Regions from separate parts of the Homo sapiens genome. Here region 1 is linked to region 2. Evidence: chromatin loops called from intact Hi-C (ENCODE). Cell type or tissue: body of pancreas. All regions are shown on one strand. Links, peaks and the distances in the headings refer to the core of each region. The heading gives the core; the rest is flanking DNA.

Region 1 (2,922 bases), core at 115-2,614, 85 kb before region 2:
TTAAATGTCACTAAAGTTTTATAATTTCCGTTGTGTAGGTCATACTTTTTTTTTATTAGATTTGTTCTTAGGTATGAGATATACTCTGATACTATAGTATGTAGTATCTTTTTAAAAGTTATGTATTTTTGGCTGGGTGCGGTGCCTGACGCCTGTAATCCCAACACTTTGGGAGGCTGATGCAGGCGGATCACTTGAGGTCAGGAGTTCAAGACCAGCCTGGCCAACATGGGGAAACCCCATCTCTACTAAAAATACAAAAAACCGGGTGTGGTGGCTTACACCTGTAATCCCAGTTACTCAGGAGGCTGAGGCAAGAGAATCACTTGAACCCAGGAGGTGGAGGTTGCAGTGAGCCGAGATTGCACCACTGCACTCCAGCCTTGGCCGGCACAGGGAGACTCCGTTTAAAAAAAAAAAAAGTTATTTTTTTGTTGTTGATTGTTGTTGCCTTATGGAAATGTTTTTAAATATTATGTATATTGGTGTAATATTCAGTTTCATTGCTAAATTCTATTATTCTTAAACATTTGTCTATATTCTTTTGCTTTGTCAATGTAAAAAATCATGTCATCTGCAAACAATTACAGCTTTATTTTCTCTTTTTTTGTTCTGTAAGCTTCTAATTTGTTTTTCTTGTACTGTACCAGATGGGCCTCCAATATAACACTGAATAGCAGCGAAGATACTGGGCATTCTTCTTTAATTATTGAATTATATTGAATATTGGGAATGATCTAATATGTCTCTACTTAGAACAATATTTGCTGTGGGGGTTTAATAGTTACCCTTTATCAGGCTAAGGAATTCCCTTCTAATACTGATTTATAAAGAGCTTTTATCCTGAATAGGCATGAGATTTTATCCAATACTTTTTCCGGTTCTATAGACAGGTTCCTATGATTTTTCTCTTTTAAGCTGTTTATATGATGAATTACATTTATAGATTTCCTGATATTAAACCATTGTTATATAACTGAAATAAGTCCTACTTGGTAGTGGTGTGTTATCTTTTTAAAATTTTTACCCACTTGAAGTCAATTTGCTAATATTTTGTTTAGAATTGTTGTCTTTATTTTCATGAGAGAAATTGGCTTGGAATTTTTTTCTTAAGTGTCCTTATCTTATTTTCTTTTGTATCAGTGTTATACTGGCCTCAATAAATGAGTTGAGGAACATTTTATTTCTTCTATTTTCTGGAAGAATTTAGTTTTTTTCTGGCATTCTATTGTATTTATCACTCATTCACTTGTTTTTCAGCTTCCAAATTTTTATTGCATTTCTTGTCTGCTATTATCCTTATATTGTCCTTGTCTTTTATGGGTATATGCCATTTGAGTGGGCTTTCTAGGAGATAAAAAGAACGAAATACATGTGTGTTCACTTTGTCATGTTTAACCTAAAATCTGGTATTTCTGTTTGCTTTCCCATTAATTAATTTATCTATAAAGTTTGACTAATGGAGAGTTGATTGAATAAAGAGTAGATTGAAGTCTGAGCCTGAGTATTTAATTTTAAATTGTTCATTTTAATGGAAAAACTAAGAAGCCTATACAATCATACTTCAGAGATATTGCAGGTTCAGTTCCAAACCACCACAATAAAGTGAGTACTGCAATAAAGTGAGTCACACAAATTCTTTGGTTTCCCAGTGCCTATAAAAGTTATGTTTACTCTATACTGTAGTCTTCTAAATGTGTAATAGCATTATGTCTAAAAAACAATGTGCATACCTTAATTAAAAATACTTTTTTGCTTTAAAATGCTATTGATCCACTGGGCATGGTGCCTCACACCTCTAATCCTAGCACTTTGGGAGGCCGAGGCAGGTGGATTGCTTGAGCTCAGGAATTCAAGACCAGCCGGGGCAACAGGGCGAAACCCTATCTCTACAAAAAATACAAAAATTAGCTGGGGTGGTGGTGCATGTCTCCTGTAGTCCCAGGCTGAGGATTACAGTTTGGTGGCTGAGGCAGGAGAATCACTTGAACCTGTAGGGTGGAGGCTGCAGTCAGCTGAGATTGCACCACCACACTCCAGCCTGGGCGACAGAGTGAGACCCTGTCAAAAAAAAAAAAAAAAAGCTATTAATCATCTGAGCTTTCAGCAAGTCATAATCTTTTTTGCTGGTGGTGGGTCTTGCCTCCATGTTGATGGCTGCTGACTGATCAGGATGGTGGTTGCTGAAGGTTGGGGCGGCTGAGGCAAATTTTTTAAAAAAAAACAATGAAGTTTGCTGTATGGATTGACCCTTCCTTTCATGAAAGATTTATCTGTAACATTCAATGCTGTTTGATAGCATTTAACCGACAGTAGAGTTTCTTTCAAAATTGGAGTCAATCCTCCAAACCCTGTCACTGCTTTACCAATTATGTTTATCTAATATTCTAAATCCTCTGTTGTCATTTCAACAATGTTCATAACATCTTCACTAGGACTAGATTCCATTGTAAGAAACCACTTTCTTTGCTTACCCATATGAAGCAACTCCTCATCCATTAAAGTTTTAACATGAGATTGCAGCAACTCAGTAATATCTTCAGTCTCTACTTCTAATTCCAGTTCTCTTGCTGTTTCCACCACATCTGTAGTTACTTCCTTCACTGAAGTCTTGAACCCCTCAAAGTCATCCATGAGGGTTGGGATCAACCTCTTCCGAACTCCTGCTAAAGTTAATATTTTGACCTTCTCTCATGAATCATGAATGTTCTTAAATGGCATCTAGAATGGTGAATCCTTGGCAGAAGTTTTTCAGTTTCCTTTTCCCAGATCCATCCCACTATCTATGATTGTTATAGCCTTAAAAAATGTAGTTCTTAAATAATAAGACTTGAAAGTCAGAATTACTCTTTGATCCATAGGCTGCAGAATAGATGTTGTGTTGGTAGGCATGAAAACAGCAGTAATTTCTCTTTGTACATT
Region 2 (2,922 bases), core at 267-2,766:
GCCTTCACCTAGCAGGGCCTTGGAGTCCTGAGATCTTCCCTCCCCCATTTTCTCTGCTCCCCGCTCCACTCCAGTCCTCACAATATCATACTTTTTGTCTTTCACTTCTAGGAGGAGATTGTATTTCGTTACTACCACAAACTCAGGATGTCTGTGGAGTACTCCCAGAGCTGGGGCCACTTCCAGAATCGTGTGAACCTGGTGGGGGACATTTTCCGCAATGACGGTTCCATCATGCTTCAAGGAGTGAGGGAGTCAGATGGAGGAAACTACACCTGCAGTATCCACCTAGGGAACCTGGTGTTCAAGAAAACCATTGTGCTGCATGTCAGCCCGGAAGAGCCTCGAAGTATCTAACATTTGGCTGGGGAGCATTGAGGGACCTCCTGGCTGGTGCATGGCGCCAGGACTAGAGTGAGGCCGGAGAGGTTCCTAGGATGCAAAATTGAAGGAGGCATCCCTCTCAGGTGCTGACTCTGGCCTTGCACAACCCTGAGAATGATGCCTCCTTAGAGGTGGCTCCTCAGGTGCCTGGCTTGCCTCACCCTAGTTCTGGCCCTGCTGCTAGGCCAAGGGGAGGGGAGCTAATTTAGTGAATACCAATCCTCTGCCAGACCCCACTCATTGCCAGGGTCATCTACTGATGTAAAGATACAGAAGCTCAGGGAAGGATCGGAGTTGATGTCCAAAGTCAGCATACTTGGTTTCAAGGGAGGTGCTGTATGTGTTAGAGTGGAGCGGGAAATGATCCTAAGCTAGTGAGAGACAGCCAGGAACAGAGAGGAACATGCAGGCACCAGAACCAAAAATGGAGGGTTTTCTGATCAGAGGTTCTGGATTCTGGCAAACAGTGTGCATCAAGGCCAGTGCTGTGTAGGAGAGGAAAGACTTGATTGTGTTGACAGAGAGAGGTTGATAAGTGAGGGGTTAAAGTTAAACCATAACCCAGTTAGCAATCAGGATGTGGCCTGTGGACTTTGCCTGTCGCTAGGGCCTTCAGGAGTTGGCTGTGGTTGGCTGGGGGTGGGGAAGATGGGGTGAGGATGGAACATACCTCATACCTCAGGCCAGAGACCTAAGTCTGTGGAGGCACCTTGTCTCCAGCTGGAGAGGGGAGCACGGCAGGTCTGTGTGCTTCCTTCTCAGAAGTCCAATTCACAGAGAAAATCGAGCCATTATGGGGGCTCATGCAGCTTCTCCACCCACAAACATATCTATGTCTCCCCCATTCTTATCTCTGCCCTGCCATCCTGAGGCAGAGGAAGGTCCCTTCTGCTCTGGGCTTATCTGGCCCCCTGTGCCCAGGTGGTATCCTTCTCAGGAACCTTACAACATGGCTCTTTGAGCTCACTTTCTGTTGGTTTCTACCATTCAATGGATACGTTTGCTCAATTCTACTACTTAATTACTCCAGCTCCATTCTATGTCTTTTTTTCTTCAGCTCCATTCTGTGTCTTTCTTTTTCTTAAGATTGTTTTCCTGAGATACAATTCACATACCATACAATTTGCCCATTTAAAGCGTTCAGCTCAATGGTTTTAGTACATTCAGAGTTGAACAACCACCACCACAATCACGTGTTTCTTTCTCAACATAGCCAAATAGCTTGCTAAAGGTCTGTGTTTGGTATCTTACTGTCTCATCTCCCATTAACTCCTCAGTGCACTGCATTCTGGCTTATTCTACCTCTACTCCAGCTTAGATCACCAATGGCACTGCAATTATCCATCCTCAGCCTTCTCTCCTTCAGTAGCATTTATATGCACTCTATGTTGGACACAGTTCCACACACACCCATGGATATACTTAGTCAACTCTACACAAGTTTTCCACAAATCCTTCATATGCAACATGTCTAACCTACCCCTGCACACCCCTCCTCAGCCCATCTCCCCAACCTCAGTTGTCTAACTAGATGCCTGGGGGTGTGCTTGATTCTTTCCCTTTCCTAGACCCCTAATCTAACAGGTCAGGTCAACAAGTCCTTGACTCCTACTACAGACTCTTGAAGTTGTCTTCCTTCCAGTCTGTCACTGCCGCCTTAGTTCTGGCTGTCTTCATCTCTGTCTTGAACTGTAGGCCTCTAACCAGTCTCTGCTTTCTCTCTCAGCCACTGCTCCTCATTCTTCACGCGGCTCTTGGTGCCATCTTTCTAAATCACATTAAGAACTTTCTCTTCCACTGCTAATAATCTTTCAATGTTGTTTTCATTGCCTGCAGAAAAATGCCAGATTCTTGGTTGAGATAGTCAAGGTCCTTCCTGACTTGGACCCTGTCATCTCTCCAGCGAAATTCTCCAGCACACCCACAAATGCCACTTTTGTGCCAGACCCGTTGAACTCTTTCTAGTTTCTAAAATCATCATCCTGTCAGGCCTCCAGATCTCATGCAGAACATCCCCTCTGTCCTTCTCCATATTGTCTTCCCAACAAACTGGATGTTTCCTGTAAGTCTTAGGTTAAACTTTAGAACTTTTGCTGGCAAATTCTCACTTGCTGCATATAGAATTGGACACCCTTTTTTCTGTGCCCCTCTGTTCCCCATACAGACTTCTGTTGTAGCGCCTACAGCAGCCTGTGGTTTTCTGTTGACGTGTTTGTCTTCTTCCTTGGAAGCAGGGACCACACATCATCATTCATCTCTGAATCCCCTGTACCTAGTGCTGTCTGGCCCTGAGGAGGTGTTTGCTTTATGTATTTAGAAAGAACCATGCAGATGAGTAGAAGGTTCCATATGGGCAGAAGTACCTCCGGAGGCTTTACTTGGTATCGTCACTGTGGGGCTGAGTCTTGCGGCATGAGTTCTTTTGAAGACAACCACTTGCCCTAAGGAAGATCAGCAGCCTCTCAAATGCCTGTTATTTCTGGGTCCTTGTTAAGCCAAATTTTAGAATAGAATTGTTGATGTGAAAGGAAACTTTAC

What was found. A loop is a pair of places that touch in the nucleus more often than their neighbours do. Peaks named below come from ENCODE experiments on the same cell type or tissue, not always from the same donor. Only the 100,000 strongest peaks of a DNase experiment are listed, where the experiment ranks them.
Region 1: a loop joins it to region 2, with 4 times the contacts of the local background. A loop is called at or near these places in 77 of 110 quality-filtered maps.

The regions. Positions count from the first base shown.
Region 1 is chr11:118,285,922-118,288,843 of GRCh38, reverse strand. No RefSeq gene overlaps it. Among named protein-coding and RNA genes, the nearest start is that of CD3E, 17 kb to the left of the region's middle. In body of pancreas, for the core only: no CTCF peak of the experiment used is centred there; no DNase peak of the experiment used is centred there.
Region 2 is chr11:118,200,855-118,203,776 of GRCh38, reverse strand. JAML (junction adhesion molecule like) reads left to right here. Exons shown (of 10, transcript NM_001098526.2): 6 at 112-349. Among named protein-coding and RNA genes, the nearest start is that of JAML, 23 kb to the left of the region's middle. In body of pancreas, for the core only: no CTCF peak of the experiment used is centred there; no DNase peak of the experiment used is centred there; H3K27ac peaks cover 506 bases.